Linked DNA regions of Homo sapiens: region 1 is linked to region 2. A link is an interaction called in ENCODE POLR2A ChIA-PET data of the cell type or tissue named here. Cell type or tissue: PC-9. All regions are shown on one strand.

Evidence for each region. ChIA-PET counts read pairs that join two places held together with the same protein. Peaks named below come from ENCODE experiments on the same cell type or tissue, not always from the same donor. Only the 100,000 strongest peaks of a DNase experiment are listed, where the experiment ranks them.
Region 1: POLR2A ChIA-PET joins it to region 2 with 36 read pairs; 2 of 35 experiments call an interaction of 5 or more read pairs at or near these places.

The regions. Positions count from the first base shown.
Region 1 is chr2:127,090,849-127,098,848 of GRCh38, reverse strand. The region is part of intron 1 of BIN1 (bridging integrator 1); the gene reads left to right. Among named protein-coding and RNA genes, the nearest start is that of BIN1, 12 kb to the left of the region's middle. RefSeq lists enhancers at 1,917-2,687, 2,781-3,452 and a silencer at 6,536-6,703. In PC-9, no CTCF peak of the experiment used is centred here; DNase peaks (open chromatin) are centred at 3,858, 4,108 and 5,548; H3K4me3 peaks cover 283 bases; H3K27ac peaks cover 2,829 bases.
Region 2 is chr2:127,422,402-127,430,401 of GRCh38, reverse strand. PROC (protein C, inactivator of coagulation factors Va and VIIIa) reads right to left here. Exons shown (of 9, transcript NM_000312.4): 4 at 7,461-7,485; 5 at 7,231-7,368; 6 at 6,994-7,128; 7 at 4,175-4,317; 8 at 3,180-3,297; 9 at 1,160-2,045. The coding sequence ends at 1,456. It overlaps MIR4783 (microRNA 4783), which reads left to right and starts at 6,784; the gene lies at 6,784-6,865. It overlaps LOC105373608 (a long non-coding RNA gene), which reads left to right. Exons shown (of 2, transcript XR_007087228.1): 2 at 2,138-5,702. RefSeq lists enhancers at 6,321-7,117, 7,118-7,916. In PC-9, a CTCF peak has its summit at 6,238; a DNase peak (open chromatin) is centred at 6,711; H3K4me3 peaks cover 1,483 bases.

The sequences.
Region 1 (8,000 bases), 330 kb after region 2:
GCCAGATGCCAAATAGGGCTTGGCCTCGGTCCTCTGCAGGGGCCTGTCCTATAAGAGAAAGCTTTCAGGTGACAGCAGTACTGGGCAGTGCTGGCTGGGGGTTCAGTGTGATTTGCTGGACCCAGACATCACTGTGAGAGCTGCTGCCCTTGGACACATTTTGCTGGCTTTTTGCAAAGCCTCTTCCCTCTGCTTCCCGGGCCTGCACCTTCGGCCCCCGTTGTGACCTAGATCCCAAGTGCGACAGCAGGTGGGGTGGGATTGGGGTCACAGCAACAGCATGGGGCGTGGGGGTGGGGTGGTTGGGCCTTGGAGCCTGGGGCCACAGTGGCCTTGGGGCACTGAGGACTGTCCTGTGGTGCCCCTGGGAGTGGGCATTCATGACTCCATACTATGCCCAGCCCCCACTGCTGCCTCCAGTCTGCAGACATCTCCCCTCTGCTGTGTGAAGGCCGCAGTGTCTGGTGGCTGAGCCCGGATTGTTACGGGGAGTGAGTGGGTGGCTGCAGCAGCCGCCACAGGACTGGGTTGGGGGCGGGGGAAGGATTTATCACTACCAGGGTCTGTGGAGCTCAGGCCTTCCGTTCCCTGCAGGCCTCCCCATCCTCAGAGCCCCTGGGGCATCCCCGCTGGCTCCTGAAATATGGTCCTTGTTTTGTGGGTCAACTTCTTACTCTGAATGAAGTCCCCCGAGGAGCCTGCAGATCACCTGGGTAGAGGCAGCGATGGCTTCGCATTTACACCCTAAGTCATTCTGTCATCTGTGACCTGCCCACTGTGGGTGCCTGCTCTCAGGAGCTCCCAGCCTTGCACACAGCACTCATCCCAGGACTGTGGGTTGGGGAGGGCACTGGAGCCTGAGGGGCTTTCCCTCAGGCCCCAGCAGTCAGGGAAGCCTCCTCAGAACCTGAGCCAAGTTCAGAGGGCAAAGGAGGCAGGTGGTAGTGTGGGGAGAGATGCTTGGATGGCAGCGGGAACAGTGCTTGTCAGGGCCCATTCAGGGCCTGAGTTTGAGGAGATGGGCAGAGGCTGGGCCTGGGCTGTAGCCCAGGGCCCTTGGGTGAGGCGGGCCCTGCCCTGGGCTCTTCAGCTTCCCTCCCCACGTGTTGCCTGAACCTTTCTTCTGTCTCCTGGTCTGGCCTCAGCCAAGGACTGTATCTTAATTGTCCTGGGTTGCGGGTGAGGGGATGAGCCTGGAGTCTCCAGAAGGAGTGGCCTGGGCCAGATTAGAATCCAGCCATGCCCAGGGTCTGGGGCAGGGCTTGGGCCTGGAGTCCACCCCTGTTAGGGCTGGGGACACAGGGGCCAGGTGACACCTGTCGCTGGAAGGGCAGGTGGAAAACATCCTGTACCTGCCCTGTCCCATGCATGCCTGCTTCTCCACCTGCTGCACAGCCCAGGGTGACACCAGGAGGGCTGACGCTGCTGGGCCTGGAGGGGTGACGCTGCTGGGCCTGGAGGGCTGACGCTGCTGGGCCTGGAGGAGTGACGCTGCTGGGCCTGGAGGGGTGACGCTCCTGGGCCTGGAGGGATGACACTGCTGGGCCTGGAGGGCTGACGCTGCTGGGCCTGGAGAGCTGGCGGCTGGGAGGTCTATCAGTGGATCCGCTCACCCTTTTTAGGGCGCCCCTGTATGCACGGCCCTGTGTGGCCAGGCCGTTGACTGGGATGGCCATAGGGGTCCTTTTGTTGCAGAGCTGGGTCAGAGCTAGGGAGGGGCCTCAGAGGAGTGGTCCTGCCAGCTGTGGGGACCCCTGGCTCCAGGACAGACCCCCGAGTGGGGAGTGGGCACGGTAACGTGAATAATGCCTCAGTCTCTGTTGTGTGGATGGAGATGGGGGCAGTGTCTGGCAGCGAGGGGTTTCCACCAGGCCTGTGGCTGGAGAAGCTTTGTTGGAACCACAGGGCTGGCAGGAGTGGGTGCCAGGAGAGCCTTTGCCAGCCCAGCCCTTTTTTCCAACAGCTGCTGCTACTTTCTTTGGACCTTTGCTCAGCTCACCATCTCTCTGGGGCTGAGGCCAAGATGCCTGAGTCCAGGGCAAGCAGGGGCCCTTCTGGCACAGAGAGGCCTGGGTGGGAAAGACCCCTTGAGGGTCTTTGGCCTCCTATCCATTTGGCCCATGGCAGCTCCCCTTTTTTCTCTGGCCTGAAGTGGTATGAGCTGTCTAATTATGTGTCAGGGGCCAGATGCAGGTGATGGGGTGGATGGAGCTCGGAGCTGGACCCTGGGACCACAGGCAGATGGGCAAAGGGAGGGGAGACACCGAATGAGAGAAAGGGGAAGAGGAAAGTTAGGACATAGGGAGGAAGGAATTCATCCCCTTGGGGCTGCTCCCCCGCTGTGTGGCGCTGGGCAAGTCACTTGCCTATGGCTTGTTGGAGGGTCTGGGAGGATGTGTGAGGGAAGCACGCAGCTCTGCCCTCCCTGGTGGGTGATGCAAACGCTCTTTCCCAGGGAGCATCTCATGACAGCCCACGGGCGTCATTCTGGCTTTCGTGTTTTGAGTTTGTTGTCTGTGCTTATGACAGGTTTCTTGAAAGTGAACTTCAGTGAGCTTCCCTGCCATTCTCTCCCCACCACCTGTAGAGGCTGAAAAAGCTAAATTGGGAGCTGATGGTCTCACCTTCCCAGGACAGAAGTCAGCTCTCCTTTGACTTAGACCCTGATAGAATGGGGAGGAGAGGGCGAAAGATTGCAGGTGGGGCCGAGGCTGGAGGGGGCCAGATGAGGGGCACAGGGCTGGGGGTGGAGGTGAGGGTCTGGCATCATTTATTCATTCACTCACTTGCTCACTGGAGGAACCTGCTATGTAGCGGAAGACCACAGGCTCCAGGTGGGCCACCAAGCCTCAGTGTACCCACCTGGGGACCGGGAAGTGGGAGACTCCTCTCTCAGCAAAACAAGGTGAACTCCCGACTCCTGTAAGTGAGAATGGCAGCAGCTGAGTTCCTGCTGGGTCCGGCTGGGTCTGGAAGGTTCAGGGGGGCAGAGCCATTGCACCTCTGTTGCATTATGTAATTTACTAAGAACCATCACACCCGCCGCTTTCCATTTGTTTCTCTCTGTGCCCTGTGAGGTAGGTGGGACCAAACCATGGCCCCATCTGGCAGATGAGAACAGAGGCTGGAGAAACTCTGGGATTCCCTTCCTCTTGGGCCTCAGACTTGGCCCCAAGTTGGCCTTTCCCAGGTGCTGCCACCCCCATCCCTGAGTCCAGGGAGTGGGAAGGAGGTGGTAAGAAGAGCTTGGAAGGGACTGTTAAGGTGCAGATGTCTTCATTGTCTTCAAATGAAAATCAGTGTGGGGGCTGCCTTTGTTGGGGAACACCTGGCATATGTTTGGGGGTGGGAGTGGGGCCCCTGGGTGGCTCCAGGAGGCTGGCACACCAAAGGGAAGGTGAACCCACAGAGCCAGGCCCTTCACCTTGGGATTTCCATACTCCGGGATCCACCAGTGACCCCGCCAGGGAGGCATGGTGCAGGGGACCTGGGTACCGACAGGAATCCAGGGACCTAGGAGGATCAGATTTGAATGAAGCTGGCCTGACTGTGCTCCTGAGAAGCATACCTCCCACCTCCCACAAAGAAAGAGTTGCAGGGATCCTGGGGGATGTTAGTGGCTTGGGAGGGGACTCCAGGACGAGGAATGAGCTGACTCTTGTTCTAAACTGAGAAACAGAATCCACAATTAATTGGATGCATTTGCTGAACCTGGGACAGGACCCAAATCTTGTTCTTTTTCTGAAATATAAACCAAGCCAGGAGTTTATTTATTTGTGTCCCCTCTCCCTGCAAGGACTCAGTGAAGCAGCCTGTCCTGGAAGGCAGCCTGGCTGAGCTGGAATGTCACCGCCTTCCCCGAGTTGACCCGCCCACCCTGTTCTCCTGGTCTGGTGAACCATGGGCCTGGAGGAGGCCCCATGGTTGAGGGGGTCAACCTCCCCAATTGAGGGGGTCCTTTCCTGAGGGCATTCGGGGCAGCACCACCCGGGGGCTGGTGGGCAGGGTCTGTTGATCCTGGGCTGTTCTGGCCTGGGGCCAACTTCAGAAGCCTCCCTGAGGAATGGGTGTGGGCTGCAGGGCTGGGCGGGGGGAGCTGAGTCAGCACTGTGGGAGCCCTGATCACAGCAAGGACAGAACCTGATGCCAGCGTCCGGCTTTGTGCCACTGCACTTGCGGGTCACCCTGCCTGCTGCACTGCGAGAGACTAGGGAGGCCTTCCCCATAGTCTGCAGTCGGCTCCGCGCCACTCCAGTGCTTAGACTGTGTGCCTGAGCCATGCGGGGAGAGACAGAGGGACCGGAGCTCCCAGGTTGCACTGGCCTCCTGGCTAGCAGGCAGCGGGACCCCCCCAGGTTCCTGCTCCTGCTCTCCCTCCTCATCTCCTTTTGACTTCCATAAAACGGGCTAACAGCAAACCCTGTTTGCTGGTCTCAATCCTGAAGGGGGAGGCTAGACCCATCGTGCCTGTGTTCCTGGCTTCTGGCACATAGTAGGCACACAGTGCCAAGTGAATTGGCATGTGAGGCTTCGGAGGATAAAAGCCTTTGTATAAGGCTTTGCAAAGCACCTTACACAATGCAGCAAGGTGGAAAGAATATGATTTTCAAGTCTCAGAGCCCCAGGTTCAAATCCTAGCTCTGCTCTTCCTCAGTGCTTTGACCTTGGACAAGTTACTCCCCCTCCAAGTTTCAGTGTCCCCTTTTGTGAGGTGGGATAGTATCCTGTGTGGGAGGGTTGTCATGAGGATTAAACGGGAGAACAGGTGTCTCCATTTCACACACGAGGACCCTGAAGGTCGGGGTGCCGGCTCGTGGACCAGCCCTGCTCCAGGGCAGGGAGCAGGGCCTTAGGCCAGTGGGGGGTGTCTAGCTGCACCCATGCCCTCCGTGTGTATCCTCTAGGGCCGTCCTGTCTGAGTTTAGGCCTGGGGCCCCCAGCACTGGAGGAGTCCAGGGAGTCCAGGCCTAGCTCAGGATCCAGATGGTAGGGCTTGAGGCCTTGGGAAGGAAGGAAGGGGAGGGGATTGTCCAGAGAGAGCGGCAGGGGCGGAAACGTGTGGTATCGTTCTCACCCATCATAAGGGCCACAGCTGACACCGCTCTAACGAAAGACAGGTTTCCAAGAGCAAAGCATCACATTTCTTTAATCAATGTTTTACATGACACGGGAGCCTTCAACGATGAAGATGCAAGGACCAGAGAGAACTGTCTGTTTTCAGACATAAGTTGGTGAGGAATGGACAGCCGTGTAGACATATGATGGGACAACGGGTGTGACCTAATGGTGATAGTCCGAGGGGGAACCCAGCAAGGCTTGTCGGCTCGGCTTCTTTCCGGCCTCTCTGTGTTGTGTGGCTTCCTCCCACATACAGCGCAGGACCCCTGTGGAATGAGGGTCTTCAGGGGTGAAGGGAGTGGGAGAGAGTGAACTATCTGGGTTTCATGGCTGGCTTTGGGGAAAAGGGGTTTTGGTCTTTATGCTTCACCTTGGGAAAGAAAAATTCCAGTTTTGATGACTCACCTGGGCAGGGAAAAAGAGGGGAGAGAGACAGAAGGGCAGGAGAAGGTCACAGAGAGCTTACCTCTGAGGCCTTTCACATGCCCTTTGTTCAGAGTCTGCAGTGAGCCACAGCACCACACTTTGGGGTGCTGTGTTCTGAGCCCCGACAGGGCCTTGTGGGGGCCAGGCTCCAGGTGATACTGTAAGCCCCCACTTCCCCTTCCGCCCTCCCTCCCTGACCCCTCTCTCTGTGGACAGCCCTAGCGTGGGGGTGGCTGGGGGCTGACCTGGCATCTGTGGGGGGGCCCCCAGGCTGTGCCCCACTCCTTTGGCTCCCTCCTGGGATTTTTTTTTTTTTTTAGAGGGATTGGCCCCTCTGTCTGTCTGCTCAGCCCCTTACTGTTGAACTGTGCTGCTCTTGATGGAGAGAGCCCTTGGGGAGGAGGGGACAGTGCAGGAGGAGCTCCTCTTCCTTTCGGGCACAGGGGGTGCAGGCGTGGGCTGTGGCTTCTGGGACCTCTGTCCTCTCTCCTTCATGGGGTCCCTGCCTCCCCTTCCCAAGTGCACTGCACTGTGTTGGCCCTTCCCCGGGAGCTTTGGAGGAGGACTGGATGTGTTAGTGAAGGAACCTGGGCACACTCTGGGGACCTTTCTAGATGATGACTGGGACTGCAGGGTGGATCCTCTGGAAGGCTGGTGACTTGCCCGGGGCTGCGGGTCAGTGGGAGGCCCTTGCTGCCCCCTGCAGCATGCCCCTGAGCTGGTGGCTGGCCTCAGGGCTGAGCCTGGTGGTGCTAGGGACTGCGGGCAGGTGTTTGGGGCCTTTAGTCAGCAGCACTGCCTCCCACACGGGGCAGCCAGCTGAGCAGCGGTCAGCCTCTGTGGGCCCTGTTGCTCCTGTTACCTCCCTCTAAGGTTAGTGGGACCTGGATTATGCCCAGGGAGGGATGGCACCTGCTGAAGTCACACAGCCCATTAGGGTGGGGCTGGGCTATGTCCACTTCTGTCCCACTGTGTGCTGACATCCTTAATCGGGTGGGGAGGGGCAGTGCATTTGTCCCCCACATCCATGTCCCTCTAGCCCTTCACATTTATGTCATTCCACTCCTCCTTACCACACAGCACAGGACGGGCAGGGTTAGGGGGAGGAAGCCCGGAGCCCCTCTGCTCCCCTGAACATTCATTCCACCTGCCAGGGCCTGGGGCAGGGGCAGGGACAGGGGGTAGAGGTGGGTGTAGGGGTGTGGTGGAGGGTGGTATGTGGGGTAGGGGCCAGGCGGAGAGCTGGGCCAAGAGCCTGGGGAAGGGGCAAGGCTAGGGGCAGGGCCAAAGGTAGGGGCCATGGGGTAGGGCAGGGGTAGCCACGTGACTCCCTCCGCATGTTCTTGTCCCCTCTGGCTCTCCGTTCCATTCCCCCCACCCACCAGCCCCTATTCTTTTGTTGTTTTTCTGAGACAGGGTCTTGCTCTGTTACCCAGGCTGAGTGTAATGGCACAATCATAGCTTGCTGCAGCCTCCAACTCCTGGGCTCAAGCGATTCTCCTGCTTCAGCCTCCCGGGTATCTGGGACCACAGGTGTATGCCACCACACCTGGCTAATTAAAAAAAAAATTTTTTTTTTGTAGAAATGGGGTCTCCTTACATTGCCCAGGCTGGTCTTGAACTCCTGGCCTCAAGCAATCCTCCCACCTTGGCCTCCCAAAGTGCTGGGATTATAGGCATGAACCACCACGCCCGGTCAGCCAACCCTTATTCTTGATCTGAATACCTGTTGATCAAACACCTCGTCCCCTTCTGGTTCCTTCCCAACTTTCCTCCAGCCTTGATTTCCTACTTCTGGGGCCAAATACAGTGGAATCAGCCTTGGACTCGAAGTAGGTCCATTCTCCTCTTCTCTGGGACTCAGAACCTGCCAGCCTTGGCTTTTGTTTCTGCATCGGCAAAGATGGGGAGCCCCTGTGGCTGAGAACAGCACTCACACTTGTGTGGAGGGGCAGGGCATGCTGGACAGGCCAGGGTGAGGCAGGGAAGCCCCTAGAACAGCACTGGGTAGAGGAAGGCCTGAGAATGCCCCGGGGCTGGGGTGAGGGCAGCCTCCTCAGTACTGTGCTGCGTGGGGTGCCTGTTGGTGCCTCAGTGGGCACTTCTGGGTGGGCGCTATCTAAAGCTGACTCTGGGCATTCACTCCTTTGAATAGCAGAAATGACAACAATACTGTTTGAAGTAATACCAATGATGTGTTTGAGATAAACACATACCTCCCGTAGGCACCATTTACTAGTTCCAGTGTCATGGATATAGAAACCGAGGACTTTGATTAAGGAATGAATAGCCTGGTTGCATGTATAGGTTGAGCTTCTCAGACAGGAACAGACGTGTAAGAACCTGAAGGCATCCAGAAGAACAAGTCAGCTCCTGTGCCTGGAGTGGAGTCGGGGAAGGCTGCCTGGAGGAGGTGATGTGAAGGGCCAGCATAGCCTGGCATTGCTAGGGAGGCA
Region 2 (8,000 bases):
ATTTTACTGATGTCCCCTGGATTAGTCAGGGTTCTCCAGAGACAGAACTAATAGGATGTATATATAGACACAGATAGATGAGAAGGGGCTTATTAAGGATTTGGCTTCTGTGATCATTGAGGCTGAGGAGTCCCATGGCAGACCTGCCAGCTGGAGAGCCCGGGAAGCCGGCCTGGCTCAGTCCAGGTCTCAAGGCCTCAGAACCAGGGAAGCTGATAGCAGGATCCTCAGTACAGGGCTAATGGCTGGAGAATCTGGAGGGCCACTGGTGTTAAGTCTCAGAGTCCAAAGGCCTGAGAACCTGGAACTGATGTCCAAGGGCAGGAGAAGGGTGTCCCAGCTCTAGGAGAGACAGATAATTCACCTGTCCTCTGCCTTTTTATTCTGTCTGGGTCCCGAGCTGATTGGATGGTGCCTGCCCACACTGAGGGCGGATCTTCCCCACATAGTCCACCGACTCAGTGGCCCATCTCCTCCAGAACATCTCACAGACACACCCAGAAATCATGCTTCGCCAGCCATCTGGGTATCCCTTCATCCAGTCAAATCGACACCTAAAATTAACCATCACACTCAGAGAGGAGAAAAAGACTTGCCTGAGGCCACACACAGAGCTAGACTAATTTTGGGCTTTAGATGAATTTTCTCAGCTTTATCTCACCACCATTTCTTTTCATCAGGTACTTCATGATTTCAAATCAGAGCATCCTTGACTTATTTCTGTCTCATTCAATTAGGCCTATCAGGCCAGGTTAAGCCAGAGCCTCTTTCTTACTGCTGTTCATGATGGTGTAACATTGTTCTTAAACAGCTTCCCCCGCGACACTGTGAGCTCATTCTGGGCTGAACCAACACTTTCTGGGTCTCTGGCTGCTTCCCTACAGAACTAATAGTGGCCTCCACACTGAGCACCGTCGAAACAGCTGTCCTCCAGGACAGTGGAGAACAGAAAAAAGCACCTGGGTTTTGGAGTCAGACCTAGATTTGAATCCTGGCTCCACCATGTAAACCTTTCAGACCCCTCAGTTTCCTCCTCTGTGATATGAGCTAAACATGTCTACCTCATAGCTGGGCTAGCTGGAAAGCTGGTCAAGCCTCACCTTCAGCATCCCCGGCTTGCACAGGCTCTTCCCAAAGCCCTGGAAAAGGCTCTAGTGGCTTCGTGGTTGTGTTTTTTATTCTTTTTCATAAACAGAGTATCCCCCTCAACACACACAGCTTTAGACCCCGCAAAACTTGGATCTGCTCCTCCCCACCCCACAGAGTTGCTCTAGGAGTTAAGATTCTATTCATAAGGCATGTGACATACAACAGGTGCTCAGTAAATGTTACTTCCCTCCAGAAGAGCCCAAAAGAGGGATGGAAGGACAGAACAGCAGGCCGGTGTGCTTGTTACATGTCCCTTTAATGTCCCATCCATTGCCATGCAAAAGCCCAGCCCTGCAGGGAGGGTCGCTAAGGTGCCCAGCTCTTCTGGGGGGCTTCCTTGTCTCTGATGTGCCCATGGATCCAGTCGAGGTAGCGGCTGACTTTGGTGTAAACGCCGTAGTTGTGAAGGAGCCCACAGCCCTCACCCCAGCTCACCAGGCCCACCAGGAACCAGGTGCCGTGGAAGGAGGCGACCATGGGCCCCCCACTGTCGCCCTCGCAGGCATCCTGCCGGTCCCCGAGGATGCCCGCACACAGCATGTTCTCAGACACCATGTTGCTCATGACCTCGCTGCACTCATTGTGCGGGACCACGGGAATCTTGATGAAGTTGAGGACGAAGGTGCGGTTTCTCTTGGCCTCCTTCTCTCGGCTGCTGTGGTAGCCCCAGCCCGTCACGAGGGTCTCCTGGCCGGCCTGATTGAGCTCGCGCTCTGCAAGGCCGCTGTCCGGGAGGCAGATGGGCACTATGGTCTGCGAGAGGGTGGCGGGCTGGGCCAGGTGCAGCAGTGCGATGTCATTGTCGGTGGTGCTCTTGCTGTAGTTGGGGTGGACGAAGACCTCCTTGATGTCCAGGTCCAGCTCCCACTTCTCCCAGCGCCGCAGGTCATACTCTCCTGCAGGGCAGAGGGCACAGTCAGAGTGGGCTGCGGGGAGCCTCTCCCCAGTGGCACTTTCCTGAGGCCCACCCACTGCTGTGCCCCTGCAGGCCTGGGCAGAGGGCCTGAAGAAGGTTCACCCGGAGACTGTGCACCCACACGTCCCAGGCACTGGCGCGGAGCCACCTGTCTATGCCGTGGAACCCTATCAACGGTGACTTTTCCTGCCAGAAGGAGTGGCCAACAGGTGTCAATCCCAAAGAGGTAGGATGCTGGTTGGTTTTCAGGAGTCACGGAGCCGTGAGACCAGAGAAGGAATGGGCAGCAGGGAAGCCCGAGACCCCTGGAAACCCCAGACACAGACCAGAGCCACAAAGGAACGTGGAGCAAAGGTAGCTGGAGAGACCCCAGGGGCAGTGAGACCCAGAGAGGAGGACCCCCAGAACACGGCACTGCCAGGGAGGACAGGGCCGGGTCCCACCTGAGAGAGAAGGTCCTCTCAGTCCAGACTGATGGTTCCCTGGGAAGAGCACCTGGGAATTCTAAGCCAAGCCCCACGGGGGGCCACTGGCCATAGATTATGCTGTAGGAAATGTGAATTTGGCCTTTCTCAATATGCTTTGCCTTCTTTTTGGCATAAAGAGTTGAGCCAGACCCCCCCTCCAGAAATTGCCATAGATCGGGGCCAATGCATAGGTGCCCCCAGCCTGCTAGGGAAGCAGCTTGTGGCTTTGGCAGATGCTAGGGCTCCCTCTGTACAGCTCCATCCCTGTCAGTCTGTGGGAGGCACAGCCCTGAGGCCAGGCCTTGCTGGTCTCTGCACCCAAGGGTGCTGAGGCCCACACAGCCTGCTCCTCATGAGTGGGAGTGGAGAGGTGAAGGTCTGTGTAGCCCCTCACAAACATGTGTGTGCAGGTACCTGTGCCCAGATTCGAAGAGGGCACCAGAGAACCCCCTACTGCAAAATACTGGGTGTACATGGGTGGGCAGGGTGGGGGCACATAGGCCTCTTCCCCCCAAACACCTTCTGTGGAGCTCAAGAAGCCTCTTGCTTAAGCACCTGGGGAGCGGGGTCCCCCAAACCTGAACAGCCTGCCTGGTCCCCCTACCCAGGCCTCTGGCAGCCCCCTTCTGCCTGGCTCCAGCCCATACCAAGCCTGACAAGGAGCTTCTTGGACTCATCCATGCAGTGGGCCGCTGTCAGCACCCAGGAGGGGTGGATGAGCACTGCCCCGCAGGCCAGCTTCTTCTTTGAGTCCAGCAGGACCACCTGGAATGGGGTGGGATGATGACATCACAGGGCTGCCTCCTGACAGCCTCCAGTCCAGGGCACCTGGGTTTCATATGCACTTTCCTGGGTTCCCTGGTCATATGGGCATAGGCTTAGGCCCTTTCTGGCGTTTTCTATTTTTGCCCATTTTACAGTGTCAGCCTGTCCCAGGGTGTCTTCCTGCCTTTGCCCATGCTGTTCCTGCACTGTTCATACTGTTTCAGTCACCCTCAGCCACACCCAACATCGCCCAGCGAGCTCCTCTCATCCTTAGAGGCTTGGCCAGGCCTTGTGTCTTCCAGGAAGACTTTGTGGCCCCCAGGCTGCCTGGATGTTCCCCTTGGGCCTCCCTCAGCCCCTATCTTGAAGGGCCGTCCTGGCTGTGGTCCCACTGGGCTGCCGGGTCTTTGGGGTCCTGACCCTTGCAGAGTCTGAGTCCCCAGGGCAAATACTCCCACTTGTTGGTTCCTATCTCCCCCATGCCTGGCAGAGAGGGGAACCCAGTAAGTGTCAGTTCCCATGTGGAGGCTGGAGGGGTACTCAGGCCCGGCCCTCCCTCCTAGCCCTCTCCCATCAGCAGGGCTTCTGCCTAAAATCCCGCCAGCAGAGCAGTGTCTTTCCAGCTCTTTTTAGAAACTGTAACCCTCCCTCCTGCAGACCCCTCCATGCCCCCATGCCCCTCCCCTCACCCACCCTGGCTGCTCCTCTCCCCTCAGGTTGCGTCCATCTTTCCCTGAAGCATCCCCCACCTTCATCATCCCCCAAACGCAATGGCAGCGCTTCCCTCTCGGTTTCTGCACCCTGAGCATAGCTGCCAGGATGGACTCAGTGATCCCGGACCCAGCACGTGAGCAGCCGGTGCTGCCTCGCCTCCCACCTGCCAGGGGCTGTCTCCCCGCCTGGTCATCTTCCCATCAATGAGCCGCGGATCTACTTGGTCTTCTTGGTCTTCTGTGTCTCGTTTCAGGTGACTGCGCTTCTTCTCCATCCGCTTCCAGGGCCTCCCACAAGGGAACTTCACTGAGGTAGGCAGAGGTGGTGAGGGGCCTGCCAGGCACTCCTCCCGAGACTGCCCTCCTGTCTTGGTCCTCCTCCAGCCTGTGGGCCACTTTGCCACAGTGCAGGGTTCAAGGAACCAATGATACTTAGACCACTCCATTAATATTAGCTATGAACCCCCTCCAGTCAGCCAGTCAGTCAGTCAGTCAGTCAACAAACAGTGCCACTGAATGGTAAGAGTCAGACCAGGCAGCATCACCCACTGGCTGTGTGTCCTTACATAGGTTGTTAAACTTCTTGAAGGCTCATTGTACCCCAGGGCTGTTGGGGGTAATCCCTGAGATACAAATTACAAACCCCCTCCAGTCAGTCAGTCAGTCAGTCAACAAACAGTACCACCCAATGGCAAGAGTCAGGCCAGGCAGCATCGCCCACTGCCTGTGTCTCCTTACATAGGTGGTTAAACTTCTTAAAAGCTCATTGTACCCCAGGGCTGTTGGGGGTGATCCCTGGGATTAGTAAGGTCTCATAATGGGATGCTGCTGAGCTCCTCACAGAGGAAAGGAATTACAGGGAGAAGGAGGTGAGCATTCTTGGAGAGCTCCTACAATAGGCATGGCATGTTTGTGAGGCCTCCCTGCCAAGAAGAGAGCGCATACTCCATGGAGAACTGAGGGCTGAAAGGTCGGCCCGACTCTGCTCAAAATGGGCCTTGAATGCCCAGTCCAGATATCTAGACTTAAAAGAGCAATGGGACGTCGTCAGCAGGGGAGCTGCATCATAACAAAAGAATGGAAAGGGCACAACAGCAACAATTCCAGAAGCTGACAGCAGATGGATGGACACAGTAACTGACTTGGCAGACTGGAAAGCAAAAATCTCAGCCCGTGATGGGGGCGCCCAGAAGCTGAAGGACTGGACCACGGAACCATAGGAGGCTGTGGGGCTTCCAGGAAGGCAGTGCAGGTGGGAGGGCATGTTGAGAGTTTGTAAGAGAAACTGCGAAAGCCCTCCTCACTGACTTGACTCCCCTCTCCCTGCCTGCAGAAGGTGAACCAGAGGCTCTGACTAGGGACTTCAGGCCCCGCTTCAGGAAGGAGTGGTGCTCTTAGCTGACCACAGGGAGTCATGCAAATGTCCACAGCCTGCACAGGCACCAGCTCCCCTGCCCCACCCTGCTCTGAGGGGCCGAACACCATGGGTGAGCGTCTTCCATCCTCCAAGAGCTTGGAGGAGTCCTCTTAGAAAGCAGCCTAAAAGGAAAGCCCTCACGATCTGGGGTTCTGCCAATGACAGGGCCTTCCCAAGGCCTTGCAGGAAACCCACAGGCCAACAGGCCCACCAGGCATTTCTTTGCAGCTTCCTGGAAATATCTAATTATTTCAAAATAAAAAGTTAAATTTTTAGATCTTTTTTTACTTTTTTTAAAAATAGAGACAGGGTCTCACTGTGTTGCCCAGGCTAGTCTCAAACTCCCAAGCTCAAGCAATCCTCCCACCTCAGCCTCTCAAAGTGCTGGAATTATTGGTCTGAGCTACTGAGCCTGGCCAAAAATTTTTTTCTGCAGAAGAATTGAATTATAAAGTTGTAGAAAGTTCCCTGAAAGAGGCTGGGCGCGGTGGCTCACGCCTGTAATCCCAGCACTTTAGGAGGCCAAGGCAGGTGGATCACCTGAGGTCAGGAGTTCAAGACCAGCTTGACCAACACGGAGAAACCCCTTCTCTACTAAAAACACAAAATTAGCTGGGCGTGGTGGCGCATGCCTGTAATCCCAGCTACTCGGGAGGCTGCGGCAGGAGAATCGCTTGAATCCAGGAGGCGGAGGTTGTGGTGAGCTGAGATCACGTCATTGCACTCCAGCCTGGGACAACAAGAGTGAAACTCCATCTCAAAAAAAAAGAAAAAAAAGAAAGTTCCCTGAAAGAAAACACAAAGTCAAAGAGATGGGAAATAGAAGAGACAATAAAACTAGAGGAAAGAGGTCTGAATAATGGGAGGTCCAGAAAGAGAAAATAGAGGAAGTAAAGGGGAGATTGTAGAAGAAATAAGTGATAAATGTCCCTAGAGGCAGAAGATAGGAATTTCCACATTAAAAGGGTCCACCTTTTAATGAAAATGAATGAAAAAAGGACCCATGCCAAGGAACAGCATGCTGAAATGTAAAAGTTGTAAAACTCTGATTTTTAAAGTTTCATACATATATAAATTTGATTAAAATGCATAAAAAGGAAAATATAGAAGAAGGCAGAATCGGGATTCTGTTCTCTCCTCAAGGAAGCAAGGGGGTAAAGAGGGAAATGCGATGCACGCCGGACAACGTCAGAGAAAAACGCAGCCAGGCTACATGGAGGAGGACGCTGCACGCCTCGCCCCAGATACGCTCAGACTGGGGAGCGGAGCCACCACTGGGCTTGCGCTCCAGGAGGTGGCCCCAGGTGCGCAGGGGGCGCCCGGAGGAAGGCGGGGACGCCAGGAAGAAAGGAAGCAGGGAAAGCGGAGGGCGCGCCCAGCTCCCGGGCTGATTGCGCTAACAGTGGCCCCGGTGTTGGGGCGCGTCTGCCGCTGCCCCAAGGCTCAACTCTGTTCCTCGCTCCCTCCCTAGAAACCCTCCTGAGCCCCCCGCGCCGCGCCCCGTCAGGGGGCCTGCCCACCCTGCACCCAGCGTGATTCCTGGGCGATGTATTGGGGGCTTCTCACCTGCGGGGTGACACTGCAGGAGGTCGTCCCCCAGCTTGTAGCCAGGCGCACAGCTACAGCGCCGCCAGCCCACCTCCTCTAGGCAGTAATGCGTGCAGCCGCCGTTGTCCAGCGAGCAATTGAGGAAGCTCACCTCTGCGGGCAGGGGAGGGCGCGGGCAGCTGGTGCTGGTGCCGCGCCCCCAACCCGGCCCCAGCCCCGCCCCGCCGCCCGCCAGCATCCACCTCTCCCCCTCACCGCGCTGGCAGAAGCGGCCCTCCCAGCCGCTGCGGCAGTCGCAGCTGAAGCTGCCGATGCCGTCGATGCACGTGCCGTGCCCGCAGCACAGGCTGGCGCACGGGTGCTCCAAGGGCAAGACCAAGCACTGGTCACCGTCTGCGACACAAGGCGGGGTAGGGGGTCAGCGGCCAGAGATCCCGAGGGGCGCGGGCGCCGGTAGTCCAGCCGGGGATCTAGAACGCACTCACCGACGTGCTTGGACCAGAAGGCCAGCTGCGGAGAGAGCGGGCAGCGTCAGGCTCCTGCAGCCGGTGTGCGGAGGGGGCGCGCCCGGGTGGGGCAGGGCAGCGGGTGAGCGGGCAGGGGAGGGGAGGGCTTCCAGACAAACAGGGATCGACGCCCGATGGTCGTTGGCTGCTAGGAGCTGGTGCTCCCTGCCCCTCCCCCGCCCTCCAGCGCCACCCGCCCGCGCCCAGCCTCCATCCCACGTCCCTGGAGCAACACCCTCTCCCCATGCAGCTGCAGTGCTGCTCTCGCGACTGTCTGCTCCCACAGCAGCCTCTGGCATGCAAGGGACCCGAATCCCTCACCAAGTCACTCGGCCTCCTTCCAGTCCCATCACTCCCTCTGCCTGCGGGCTTTGGGGGACCCCTGAGCATCGCGCCTTTCCCTAAGCCAGTGTTTTTCAGAGTTGGGAGGATGGGGGCAGAGGGTCTGCGTTCCTAACCAGGTACCAGGGTTGCTGCTGCGGCGGCTGCTGCTGGTCCAGGACCACCCAGCCCACGTTG